2 separate regions of the Homo sapiens genome follow, and region 1 is linked to region 2. The links are chromatin contacts, found by Hi-C or POLR2A ChIA-PET in ENCODE. All regions are on one chromosome and are shown on one strand. The core of a region is the stretch at or near the end of the contact, and the rest is flanking DNA. Distances in the headings are between cores, read along the strand shown.

Region 1 (6,962 bases), core at 4,379-6,878, 160 kb after region 2:
GTGTGTGTGTGTGTGTGTGTGTGTGTGTGTGTGTGTGGATAACAGGGTCTCACTATATTGCCCAGGCAGGTCTTGAACTCCTGGGCTCAAGCTATATATACTCTTGCTTCTGCCTCCCTAAGAGCTGGGATTACAGGCATGAGCCACCACGCCCAGCTTCTCCTCCTCCTTTTTCTTTAGAATTGTTTTTGAGGCTGGGCACAGTGGCCAATGCTTGTAATCTCAGCACTTTGGGAGGCCAAGGTAGTGTGAACACTTGAGCTCAGGAGTTCAAGACCAGCCTTGGCTAGATGGTGAGACCCCATTTCTGCCAAAAAAAAAATTTAAAAATTAGCCAGGCATGGTGTCATGCACCTGTAGTCCAGGTACTTTGGAGGCTGGGGCAGGAGGATCGCTTGAGCCCAGGAGGTGCAAGCCTGACCATGATCGTAACACTGCATTCCAGCCTGGGTGGGAGAGCAAGACCCCATCTCTTTAAAAAAAAAAAGAAAAAAGAAAAAAGGTGATGACGATGGCAAGATGAGGGGGAAAGAAAAGAGAATTGTTTTTGAGAGTGAGATATCTGTTTCTCTTCTCTATGTTTAACTGTGTATGTATAGCCATCCATATCAGTATCTGTATTTGTCCTTATTTATCTACTTTTATCTCTGTTTATCTTTAACTATGTCTATCTCCAAAGAAAGAGTATAGCTTTTGGCTTAGAGCATAGATCCTGGATCTGGACTGCGTAGGTTTAAATCCCAGCTCTCCATTTTGAGCATTGTGCTTTTAAGGAATTGTAATTTTAAATAAGCCACAAAGTAGCCTCCAGGTGAGGTGCACACCTGGACCTATCCCTGCAAAATCACTTTCAAAAGCAGGGAAGGGATAGAGGGCCTGTCCTTTGGATGAGTTTGCATTGGACCAAAACGGCTGATTCTCGTCCATCAAGAATGTTCAGCTAGAATATCCTTGTTGAAATTTGGCAGGTATTCCTGGAGTTTCTTGTTCATCTTGTGAAAGGTGGTCTGGTGTGGGGGAGGAAGGAGGCCAGGACTGGAGGTTAGGAGCCCTGACTTCTAGCCGAGTTCCCTCTCATACTGGCAGTATACCCTTAAAGGAGTCAGTCTCCATCTCTGTTCAATGAGTATAGCAGCTCCTATCCTATTGGTCTGATAGTTATTAGGGAACAGGCACAGTGGCCCATGCCTGTAATTCCAGCTCTTTAGGAGGTCAAGGTGGGAGGGTCCTTTGAGGCCAGGAGGTCAAGACCAGCCTGGGCAATATAAGGAGACTCTGTCTCTACAAGAAATTAAAGAATCAGCCAGGCATGGTGGCACATGCCTGTAGTCCCAGCTACTCAGGAGGCTAAGGTGGGAGTGTGGGAGGATCCCTGGAGCCTAGGAGGTCAAGTCCAGCTTGGGCAACATAGCAAGACCCTGTCTCCAAAAGAAAAAACAAAACAGCAGCAGCAGCCTTCGTTGAGTCAGATTATCAGTAAAAACAATGAAGATTATTCTCTAATGAGGGAAGCAATATCAGCTGGGCGCTTATAATCCTGACACTTTGGGAGGCTGAGACAGGCAGATCACTTGAGCCCAGGAGTTCAAGCGTAGCCTGGCCAACATGGCAAAACCTCATCTCTACTATATATATATATATATATATATATATATATATATATATATATATATATATATATATATATATAGTATATAATGTGTGTGTGTGTGTGTGTGTGTGTGTGTGTGTGTATATAATGTATAATTACAAAAATTAGCCAGGCATGGTGGCACATGCAGAAAGGAGTAGGATAAATGTTCGTCTTAACACATGTGGTCTTAGGATAGATGGCTCTTGGGGGAGACCCTGGCACAGAGTTTGGTTTGGTTTCTGACTATTAAAATGAGCCAAAAGATGAGTCCATGCCTTAGGCAGGAGAGATGGCCACCTGCCCTAGGCTGGTGCTGTGTAAGGTATTTTCACACACACATCTCATTTCACTGTTCCTGTCATCTTGCAGGGAAGTAGTTTTCTTGTTTTACAGATGAAGGAAACTCAGAAAGGCAGTGTGTATTTCTCATAGTTAAACAGCAGTAGAGGGCGGAGTTGACCACAGGTGTATGTAGTTCCAAAGCTGGGGTTCTCTACATACAGCCCCTTGCTTTACTGTGCAGGGAATGAATGGCAAGCCTGCCCCTCAATCCCAGCAACCACTAACTGATGCCTGTGTCTTGCAGAACTGCTGGAACTGTGGCCGCAAAGCCAGCGAGACATGCAGTGGCTGCAATATCGCGCGATACTGTGGCTCTTTCTGCCAGCACAAGGACTGGGAGCGGCACCACCGCCTCTGTGGTCAGAACCTGCATGGCCAGAGCCCCCACGGCCAGGGCCGGCCGCTGCTTCCTGTAGGCAGGGGCTCCTCTGCCAGGTCCGCCGACTGCAGCGTGCCCAGCCCAGCCCTCGACAAGACCTCGGCAACCACATCGCGTTCCTCAACACCTGCTTCTGTGACAGCTATCGACACCAACGGACTCTGAGCCCCGGACTCTGCTTACCCTGATGGCTGCTCAGCACCACAGAGTGCTTGGGCTGAGGGACTGACTGTTGGAACCCGTGCATGTAGCTGCCGGGTCATCAGCAAGAAATGAATTGGAGGCAGGAAGAGTCCAAGCCTGAATAATAACACCCCACAGCCTCTCTGTGCACTTGCTGTCTGCGGAGCCAGTGTGCCATTCTCTGCACATGGGCAGCCAGCCTGAGCTGCCTCCTCCATGGCTTTCCTGGTTTGTTCCTCTCTCCACTGAAGCTGACTTAGCCGGCCCCTTTTCAGTGTAGACCACCAGCTCCCCTCCCCATCTCCTTGAGTCAGCAGACTGTCCAATGTGCTCAGCCAGGCTGGAGGCGGCAGGCGGCAGGCAGCAGGCTGTGGAGGAGGCCCCTCGGTCAGGGAGCGGCCTGCCTCACCCCTGAATAGCTCCTTCGGCCCCATCTCCATCCTCAGCAGATGACACTGATTGGCCTCACGGGGACTTGGGTAAGCAACAGGCGGCATTCAGGACTCTTCTCAACCCTGCTGTTCAGACTTGATAAGATCTCAGAGTCCACAGGAAAGAAGTCACTGTTGCAATAAAAGCACCCGTAGTAGCAAAAACATAAAACAAATAAAACTTCCCCCACATCACAGATGATTTTGGACAAGATTTTCCAACCTTGCTGGCTACTTTAGTTTGGGACCTGTTTTTTTTCTCATTTGATTTTGCTTGTGCAGAAAATAGTTTCCAGCACATGGATTGATCTGAGAGAGAATGAGGCTCAGTTGTGGATAGTCTGTTTTCTCTGAGCATGTTGGCCAACTAGTATCGTCAAATTATTGAGTGGATCATCTCTTGGAAATGCAGAACTTCTGCCACCACTTGGCTATTTGCACAGTCATCTTGTTCTGTGTCCTTTTATCTCTCAGACCACACACATCTGGAACGCTGTGGGCATCTTCTGCCCATGGGCTCCATTTGGCACCTGCTGAGCCACAGTTGTCCTGCTGGATGTGCTGTGCAGGTTGGTAGGACTTGCCCCCACTGTCAAGGCCTGGTCTCATCTGAAAAGCCCTCCTGGACCTCAAAGAATTCTTCAGACCTCATAGTTACAGGTCATTATATCTACTATGTTGATTTATCATCAGGCACACAACTTCTGTTTCCTTCTCTTGTGTTATCTGATAGCGTCCCTCCTTGAGCTCATCAGAAAGGTTTTATGAAATGTGAACCATTTTGGGAAAAGCTGATCAATTTTTCTTCCTAGCTTCCCATTTTCAAATGGGACATCACTCATATCCCTTTCAGAATGTTAGGAACTGCCTCCCACATTCTTCCCTGTCTTTTTGGGTTTTGTTTTTTGTTGTTGTGGTGGTTTTTTAACACAAAGTCTCACTCTGTTGCCCAGGCTGGAGTGCAGTGGCATGATCTTGGCTCACTGCAACCTCTGCCTTCCAGGTTCAAGCAATTCTCCTGCCTCAGCCTCCCGAGTAGCTGAGATTACAGGCGCCCACCACCACGCCCAGCTAATTTTTGTATTTTTAGTAGAGACAGGGTTTCACCATGTTGGCCAGGCTGATCTCGAACTCCTGACCTCAGGTGACCTGCCTTGGCCTCCCAAAGTGCAGGGATTACAAGCGTGAGCCACCATGCCCGGCCTGTCTTTTTGGTTTTGATGGGAGTCTGAGGACCCCGACCCCTCCTGCTCTCCATCTTTGAGCCTCTGGCATCCTCTCACACCCAGAAATCAGTTGGAGTAAGTTTAATTGGCCCTGCTCCAGCTGGCCTTTGAAGCACAAGTTTAAATCTCCACCTTCTGTGCACTGACCAGAGTCTAAAATAAAAGTTGTCAGTACCATAAAGGAAAAGGGATCCACACAGGTAGCCTTCTCCTTGGATACAGGTACATCTTACTGTAAGAATTTCAAGTCCTGGCTGGGCGCAGTGGCTCACTCCTGTAATCCCAGCACTTTGAGAGACCGAGGCAGGCAGATCACTTGAGGTCAGGAATTCAAGACCAACCTGGCCAACATGGTGAAACCCTGTCTCTAATAAAAAAAAAATAGAAAAATCAGCCGGGTGTGGTGGCACACACCTGTAATCCTAGCTACTCAGGAGGCTGAGGCAAGAGAATCTCTTGAACCTGTGAGCCAGAGGTTGCAGTGAGCCGAGATTCCACCACTGCACTCCAGCCTGGGCAACAGAGCAAAACTCTGTCTCAAAAAAAAAAAAAAAAAGGCAAAATTAAAGAATTTCAAGTCCCTAATTTACTCTAACCAAGCATTTTCAGTCTTACAAAGAAATCTAGTGCACGACACCTTTAAAATGCCTAGATTTCCATTGCCTAAAGTAAGGTGTGACCAGTGAAACAACAGCAGAGAATCATGTTCCTTTGCTGTGGAACACATAAGCCCCACAGTTTTCCAGTCAGCCTAATACATGGGTATCCCCCGACCCCATCTGCCTCCTTAAGCCACAGTCCTTGGTGGGGAACTCTAAGGGGGACGGAGTCAGTACCCCGGACAGGGCCACATTTGCATGAGACATGGCTGTCTCACAGGTCACAGAGCCATTACAACAGCTTACTAGTTTTTCATGGATTTGTTGGATTAACACCTTAAGCAGGTTTTTTATTGTTATTTTGTTTGTTTGTTTGTTTTGAGACGGGAGTTTCTCTCTTGTCTCCCAGGCTGGAGTGCAATCGCGCAATCTCGGCTCACGGTAACCTCTGCCTCCCAGGTTCAAGCGAGTCTCCTGCCTCAGCCTTCTGAGTAGCTGGGATTACAGGCATGCGCCACCACGCCCAACTAATTTTGTATTTTTAGTAGAGACGGGGTTTCTCCTTGTTGGTCAGGCTGGTCTCAAACCCCGGACCTCAGGTGATCCCCCCACCTTGGCCTCCCAAAGTGCCAGGATTACAGGCATGAGCCACTGTGTCCGGTCTTGAGCAGGTTTTTAAAATCTCCAGTGGCCATAAAACTAGCCAGGGTAGCTCATGCTTTTACTGGTTGGAATAAGGAGCCAAAACCAACAAAATAATATTTATTAGGGCTCGATGCCCATTTCTGTGGCTAAGGCTTAGGTTTGGTGTGCAGAGCCTGGCCTGCTCTTGTGGGCTGTGGTTGCTGTGACAGTTTCGTTTTCTGAATCTTTGTAATGCTCTTCCACCCTGCTCGTGCTGCCCAGAGGCTGATCTGCAAACCTGGGCAGTATTCCACACTGAAGCTCAGTTTGCAAACCTTCTGCTGTGTTAATTCTGGTCAGTTTCACACAGAAGTCACGAGGGCCTCTGCCCAGGACCTTCTATTCACATTTCAAGAATCCCTTTCTGAAATTCTCCAACTCTCTGGTCAGGAGGAGGAGCACCATTGGGGCGGGGTAGGCAGCTAGAGGCGCAGGAGCGAATCCAGGTTCCTTGCGTGGTTCCCAGCCTCTGCTGACAGCACCTCAGCTACCAGGTGGGGAGTGGAAATTCAGCCTGCTTAGAGGACTGACCTCTACAGTTCATATTTGCAGTGACATAAAAGGCAAAGAGGAGCTGGCATGGTGGTACAGAAGGTATCAGTCAAGCGCAGGCTCTTCAGAAACCTAGAAACTAAAAAGAGATGCAACATGTGACTGGCCATCAGCCAGACATGTCTAGGGTGAGACCAGTGCTCAGCACCACCCGCCAAGGAACACTGATGAGTTGTGGGACATTATGGTCGGCCAAGTGAGGAATGATTGCAGGGACCAGAGAAGACCAAAGATGCCAGATGTCCCCAGAGTTTCTTGAGGGCTGGGTTTCACGTCTTTGCTTGTCCTTTTTGTCCCCACTTGCCTGCACCGTGCCTGACTCATCCAGTGGGGAAGGTGACTCAAGAAGTTGTTTAAGCCTAGGCCTAGGCAGTCCACTTCGGGAGGTGGGGGCACTCCACACTGGGGGGCCCTGCAGCTCCAGGGCTGGTGCTCTAGCAGATCCGCTCAGGCACGGTTGGGTGACCGTGGGGTCACCGATTGCGTAGATTATTTCTAGGGCAGTGCTGGGTTAGAAATGTCTGTCTGGAAACAGGACACATCTTGCCACCACAAGTCCACACCTGGCCTTGGCTGCTGCCCGCTCTCTGCAGCGTGGATTTCCTTTGCCCATTTGGGCCAGAAGGTCACCAGGAGTTCATCACTGCTTAGTGTCAACTTGACATCTTCAGCTTCCAGACAGAAAACCCATGCTTTACTTTGTACAGCCCTGTCCCAGAGTTAGTAAGCCTCGGCTTGTCACCTGCTTGCAAAGGGTATAGACATCATTCTGGGTAGTTCTAGAGGATATCGCAACAAGTGCGTTTGAAGGTTCAGCACAGCTGGAATTGTACGGTAGTGAGCTCTTCAAAATGAAAACAGAATGACCGGATGGCCATCTGTCCTGGAAACTGTAGAATTGAATAAATCACTGAAAATAGAACACTTCTTGGA
Region 2 (6,598 bases), core at 201-2,700:
GCAACCTCTGCCTCCCAGGTTCAAGCGACTCTCCTGCCTCAGCCTCCCGAGTAGCTGGGATTATGGACACCCGCCACCGCGCCCAGCTAATTTTTTTGTTTTGTTTTGTTTTGTTTTTTGAGAGGGAGTCTCGCTCTGTCACCCAGGTGGGAGTGCAGTGTCGTGATCTTGGCTCGGTGCAACCTCCGCCTCCGGGGTTCAAGCAATTCTCCTGTCTCAGCCTCCTGATTAGCTGGGATTACAGGCTTGTGAAACCAAGTCCAGCTAATTTTTGTATTTTTAGTACAGACGGGGTTTCACCACGTTGGTCAGGCTGGTCTCCAAATCCTGAGCTGTGATCTGCCAGCTTCGGCGTCCCAAAGTGCTGGGATTACAGGGGTGAGCCACAGCTCCTGGCCTTGTTTTGTTTTTTTGATACGGAGTTTTGCTCTTTTTGCTCAGGCTGGAGTGCAATGGCTCCGATCTCGGCTCACTGCAACCTCCCCCTCCCGGATTCAAGTGATTCTCCTGCCCCAGCCTCCCGAGTAGCTGGGACTAAAGGCACGCGCCACCGCACCAGGCTAATTTTTGTATTTTTATTTATTTATTTTTTTAGTAGAGATAGGGTTTCACCTTATAGGCCAGACTGGTCTTCAAACTCCTGACCTCGTGATCCTCCCGCCTCGGCCTCCCAAAGTGCTAGGATTACAGGCTTGAGCCACTGCGCCCGGCTCTAAGTTTTGTATTTTTAGTAGAGACAGCGTTTCGCCACATTGGCCAGACTAGCCTCGAAGTTCTGACCTCAGGTAATCCACCCTCCTCGGCCTCCCAAAGTGTTAGGATTATAGGCCTGAGCCACCGTGCCTGGTCTATTTTTTATTTTTATTTATTTATTTTTTTAATAGAGACGCTAGTCTCAAACTCCTGAGCTCAAGTGACTCTCCTTTGGCCTCCCAAAGTACTAGGATTACAGGCGTGGGCCACCACGCCCGGCCAACAGTTATTAAAATTACGATGATGAAATTTTAGGCATTTAGAATACTTCAGGCCAAAAACACTTTGAGCCAGGGGGCTCGCTCAAAGGCATGCGCAAAAGCCATCAGGCCTGTACCTGGAGAACTCAGGTGAGACGTTGCCACTCGTTGTAATCCCTCCCCCTAGCACTCGGCCCCCGAGCCTGGGCCACTGCCCTGGCTACACCGGGAAGTCTGGAGCTAGAAAGTGGGCCGTGCGCGTGACGGGCGCGCGTGACGCCGAGGGGGCAGGTCTGAGAAGCAGGCTGCGCCGGGATTCGGCGGTCGGTTCCCGCGGAAGGGGCGGGTCAGGTTAGGGGGCGGTGCTTAATGGGAGCTGGTCTTGGGGCCGGGCTTCCGCGTGCGTTGGCCTGGCGGCGAGAGCGCGCGGCGGGGGCGTGCCCGGCGGGCGGGGCGGGGCCAGCCGGGGGCGGGGCGGGGCGCGGCCTAACGGCGGCGGCGGCGGCGGCGACGGCGACAGCAGCGGTGGTGGTGTCTGGTTAGCTCGGCGGCTGCAGATCTCGCGGCGACGCCTGCGAGGGACCCGGGCCGCGGGTCGAGGCGGGCGGCGCCTGCGAGGGACCCGTGTCGCGGGTAGAGGCGGGCGGCGCGCGGCGGCGGCGCTCGGCGATGGTAGGCGTCCCTGGAGCGGCCGCCTTCCAGCGTAAGTGGGGCGTGAATGCGGGCGGCCGAGGGGGGCGTGTGAGGGCCTGCGGCTCCGCAGGCGCGGTGATTCCGAGTGCCCCGGGCGCGAGGCCGGGAGTGGAAACTGAGGCCCGAAGCGGGGCGGCGGATCCAAGGTCACGCAGCGGGGCGGGCCTTCCCGGGCTCCTGAGGCCACCCCGTCGCTTCCTGCGCCGCCCGAAGAGCTCGGGGCTCACGGTGTGAGGGAAATTGTGGGGCCCGCGGCCTCGGAACTTAGGCCGGGCCGGCGTCCATGGGACTTGCCGGCGGGCAAGAATCATTTTGTTGTCCCAGCGCTGGGGCCACGAAGTCCGGCTCCTGGGGAAATACTACACCCGCCCGATGTTGAGGGTTGGAGGAGATGAGAATGGCCCCTCGGAGGGCCTGTTTGAGCGCAGGCTCAGTAGTTGGCTACCTGGGTTCACATCCAGGCTTCCCCATTTAGGTAGTGACCTTGGCTCTCCCGGTGCCTCAGTTCCCCCATCTGCAAAATGGGGATGTGGAGCGGGTTCCCTCCCTCCCCCAGGGTTCTTGGGTTTTGTGAGGCCAGTAAAACGCTTGACACCGACCGTGGCACACACACAATTGTGAAAACTGTCATTATTGTAATCGTCCTTTATTAATCTGATCCAGTGTGCACCGCACTCGGAAAAGTCCGAAATTAGGCTCTAGCCGTGTTAAGATTTTGTTTTGTTGTCTGTTAGTCCTGCTCCATGATCTAATTGTTATTCTTACTTCCATTTAGCCATTCCAGTATTTATCTAGTGTTCCTCCTTGATGTGTGAGATCCTTGGGGGAGGGGTGGCTTCTCTGAATAAGAACAATAAAATTTTAATTGTTTTTCATTATTGTAATTATAATAGCCAACATTTTTTTGAGCACCAGACATTTTGCATTCTATTCACTTAATATTTATTAAATCATATAGTAAGTTTAAAAATACCATTCCAGGCCCTGGGAATACAATAAACAAGATAGACCGAACTGGGGTTTTGAGTTTAGTTAGGAGAGGGAGAGACATAGTAAATGAGGAAACAGATAAACATGTTTTGCATGTTTTTTTAATTGTTTAATCTTGATGACATCCTAAGTAAGACATTATTTGAGGATGCCCATTTTGCAGAGGATGAAACTGAGTAACAGAAGGTACTCTGAGTACTAGTCTCAGAGCTGATGTCCTTAAACACGTGAAAGGGAGGCTTTACGCTTCTTTTTTTTTGCACCCATTAAATGTTGGATTGAAGATAGAAAAAGTAGATACACCCAGCTTGCAGTTACTGCTTTTGATGGTTTGATCCATTCCTCATGAAATTTCCAACTAAAGAGGCGGATAGTGATTACTCTTTTAGGCTTGCAAAGGTACAGCATCTCTGTAAAATGAAAGGCTTTTTTTTTTTTGAGACGGAATCTTGCTCTGTCGCCCAGACTGGAGTGCAGGGGTGTGATCTTGGCTCACTGCAACCTCCGTCTCCTGGGTTCAAGCTATTCTCCTGTCTCAGCCTCCGGAGTAGCTGGGACTACAGGCATATGCCACCACGCTCGGCCAATTATTTTATTTTATTTTATTATTTTTTTTGAGACGGAGTTTTGTTCTTGTTGCCCAGGCTGGAGTGCAGTAGTACAATATCGGCTCACTGCAACCTCCCCCCGCCCCAGGTTCAAGCGATTCTCCTGCATCAGCCTCCAGAGTAGCTGCGATTACAGGCGCCTGCCACCACACCTGACTAATTTTTTGCATTTTTAGTAGAGACGGTTTTACCATGTTGGCCAGGCTGGTCGTGAACTCCTGAACTCAGGGGATCCATCTGCCTCAGCCTCTCAAAGTGCTGGGATTAGAGGCATGAGCCACTGCGCCCGGCCTTAATTTTTATATTTTTAGTAGAGACAGGGTTTCACCATATTGGTCAGGCTGGTCTCGAACCCCTGACCTCAGGTAATTCACCCACCTCAGCCTCCCAAAGTGCTGGGATTACGAGCGTGAGTCACCAAGCCTGACCAGAAAGGACTTTTTATTTGAAAAAATTGGGGGGCTCTTCTGCCTATGAAGTAGTCTTCCTTTGTTTCTTTACTTCCATAATAAACTTGCTTTCACTTAAAAAAAAAAGATTGTGTCCAAATTTCTTTTGTGTAGTATTTAGTTTAAAATATGCCCAAAAGCACAACTTTTGCTTCTGTTACGTAACTACATTTTTGTTTTCTTTTTTCCTTTTTTTGAGACAGTCTCTCTCTGTCACCCAGACTGGAGTGCAGTGGCGTCATCATGGCCCACAGCAGCCTCAACCTCCTGGGTTCAAGTGATTCTCCTGCCTCAGCCACTTGAGTAGCTGGGACTCCAGGCGCCACCACACCCAGCTAATTTTTTTATTTTTTGTAGAGATGGGGTCTTGCTTTGTTGCCCATGCTAGTCCGGAAGTCCTGGGCTTGAGTAATCCTCCTTCCTCAGCCATCCAAATTGCTGGGATTAAAGTCATGAGCCACTTTGCCTGGCCTTTTTTAGTGTTTCTAAGAGAATTCTGTATTACATTCCTAGACAGTACACTTGGTGTAGTACTCAGCCTCCTGAGGAGCTGGGATTACAGGTGCTCACCACCATGCCTGGCTAATTTTTTTTTGTATTTTTTGTAGAGACGGGGTTTAACCATGTTTTGGCTGGGCTCCTGACCTCAAGTGATCTGCCCGCCTCAGCCTCCCAAAGTTCTGGGATTACAAGTGTGAGCCTCTGCACCCGCCCTTGATTGAAGTTTTGGTTTTTTTTTTTTTTTTTTTTTTTTGAGACGGAGTTTCACTCTTGTTGCTCAGGCTGGCGTGCAATGGCATGATCTCGGCTCACTGCAACCTCCGCCTCCTGGGTTCAAGCAGTTCTCCTGCCTCAGCTTCCCAAGTAGCTGGTATTACAGGTGCGTGCCAACACGTCCGGCTAATTTTTGTATTTATAGTAGAGATGGGGTTTCACTACATTGGCCAGGCTGGTCTCGAACGCCTGACCGCAGGTGATCTGCCCGCCTCGGCTTCCCAAAATGCTGGGATTACAGGCATGAGTAACTGCACCTGGCCTTGATTGAAGTTTTTAACTGGCATGCTGGGAAAGAGAATATAGGAGTTCAGTCTTAAAATCGGTGCTTCAACCCCTGAGCCAGAGTCCTTGGGGAAGTAGTCTAGAACTGTGGCCTCACATGTTTGTTTTTTCTTTTTTTAAAACTGAGGTGGGGTCTTGCTCTGTTGCCCAGGTTCTGCTGCCCAGTGAGCATAGCTTCTGCAGCCTCTTATCTCTGGGGCTCAAGTCAGCCTCCCACCTCAGCCTCCCTAGTAGCTGTGACTACAGGCATGTATTGCCATGCCTGGCTAATTGTTTAAAAAGTTTTGTAGACATGGGGTTTCACTGTGTTTCTCAGGCTGGTCTTGAACTGCTGGGCTGCAGCGATCCTCCTGCCTCAGCTTCCCGGTATTGGGAGTAGAGGCATGAGCCACCATACCTGGCCACCTAAAATGTTTTTAGTGTTCATTCCATCAGTAAATAGGGTTGAGTATGCACACACATTCTATGAATGTTTTATTTTTTGTTTTTTTATGGTTTTTTTTGAGACGAAGTTTTGCTCTTGTTGCCCCAGCTGGAGTGCAGTGGTGCGATCTCGGCTCACTGCATCGTCCATCTCCTGAATTCAAGTGATTGTCCTGCCTCAGCCTCCCAAGTACTGGGATTTCAGGTGTATGGCACCACCCCTGGTAATTTTGTGTTTTCAGCAGTGATAGGGTTTCACCATGTTGGTCAGGCTGGTCTCAAACTCCTGACCTAAAGTGATCCACCCGCCTTGGCATCCCAAAATGTTAGGATTACAGGCGTGAGCTACCGCGCCTGGCCTGAATGTTTGTTTTAAATGGCGATTATAGTGTGACTGTACTATGTATTAGGCATATATATGTGTATATATATATATATATATATATATATATATTTTTTTTTTTTTTTTTTTTTTTTTTGAGACAGAGTCTCGCTCTGTTGCCCAGGCTGGAGTGCAGTGGCACGATCTCAGCTCACTGCAAGCTCCACCTCCTGGGTTCACGCCATTCTCCTGCCTCAGCCTCCCGAGTAGCTGGGACTACAGGTGCCCGCCGCCACGCCTGGCTAATTTTTTGTATTTTTGGTAGAGGCGGGGTTTCACCCTGTTAGCCAGGATGGTCTCGATCTGCTGACCTCGTGATCCGCCCGCCTCGGCCTCCCAAAGTGCTGGGATTACAGGCATGAGCCACCGCGCCCGGCCACTGTATTAGGTGTATTGTTTTGTTTTATTTTGTTTTGAGATGGAGTTTTGCTCTTGTTGCCCAGGCTGGAGTGCAATGGCGATCTTGGCTCACCACAACCTCCGCCTCCCAGGTTCAAGCGATTCTCCTGCCTCAGCCTTCCAAATAGCTGGGATTACAGGCATGCACCACCACACCCAGCTAATTTTGTATTTTTAGTGGAGATGGGGTTTCACCATGTTGGTCAGGCTGGTCTCAAACTCCTGACCTCAGGTGATCCGCCCGTCTCAGCCTCCCAAAGTGTTGGGATTACAGGCATGAGCCACCACGCCTGTCCTAGGTATGTTTTATAACATACAAAAATAGACATTTTACAGAAGGATAAGGTAAAATAAATGGAAGTAGCAGTTCCAACGTTGTCTTTCTACACCCAGTGGTGAATTTTAACAATACCTCCTGGGGTGGAGATCATTGATCTTGTAGTAGTACCTTCTCAATCCATTAGGTCTATTGCTCTGATGAAATCTAGTTTATTCGGTAGAAGTAAAATGTAATGGCTGGGTATGGTGGCTCGCGCCTGTAATCCCACCATTTGGAAGGTCGAGGTGGGCGGATCATCTGAGGTCAGGAGTTTTGAGACCAGCATGGCCAACATGGTGAAACCCCATCTCTACTAAAAATAC

Evidence for each region. Hi-C counts contacts between places; a loop is a spot of excess contacts on that map. ChIA-PET counts read pairs that join two places held with the same protein, here RNA polymerase II (POLR2A). Pooled maps may share reads with other maps.
Region 1: a map of ascending aorta shows a loop between it and region 2 (2.7-fold over the local background). The contact joins the enhancer-like site here to the promoter of CBFA2T2 in region 2. A Hi-C loop is called at or near these places in 2 of 168 maps with a recorded cell type or tissue (ascending aorta and ovary), 5 of 37 single-sample maps with no recorded cell type and 11 of 50 pooled maps. POLR2A ChIA-PET finds 5 or more read pairs at or near these places in 22 of 52 experiments (A549, AG04449, AG04450 and 16 more).

Annotation. Positions count from the first base shown.
Region 1 is chr20:33,642,128-33,649,089 of GRCh38, forward strand. It overlaps CBFA2T2 (CBFA2/RUNX1 partner transcriptional co-repressor 2), which reads left to right. Exons shown (of 11, transcript NM_001032999.3): 11 at 2,220-6,962. The coding sequence ends at 2,519. Among named protein-coding and RNA genes, the nearest start is that of C20orf144, 17 kb to the right of the region's middle. Within about 2 kb of position 5,629, at least 8 of the 41 ENCODE cell types and tissues checked have a DNase peak (open chromatin) inside an H3K27ac peak, as active enhancers do; they include CD8-positive, alpha-beta T cell, GM12878 and ascending aorta, where a contact is called at or near this core.
Region 2 is chr20:33,488,646-33,495,243 of GRCh38, forward strand. CBFA2T2 (CBFA2/RUNX1 partner transcriptional co-repressor 2) reads left to right here and starts at 1,451. Exons shown (of 11, transcript NM_001032999.3): 1 at 1,451-1,656. The coding sequence starts at 1,623. RefSeq lists an enhancer at 618-1,166 and silencers at 1,261-1,480, 1,491-1,770.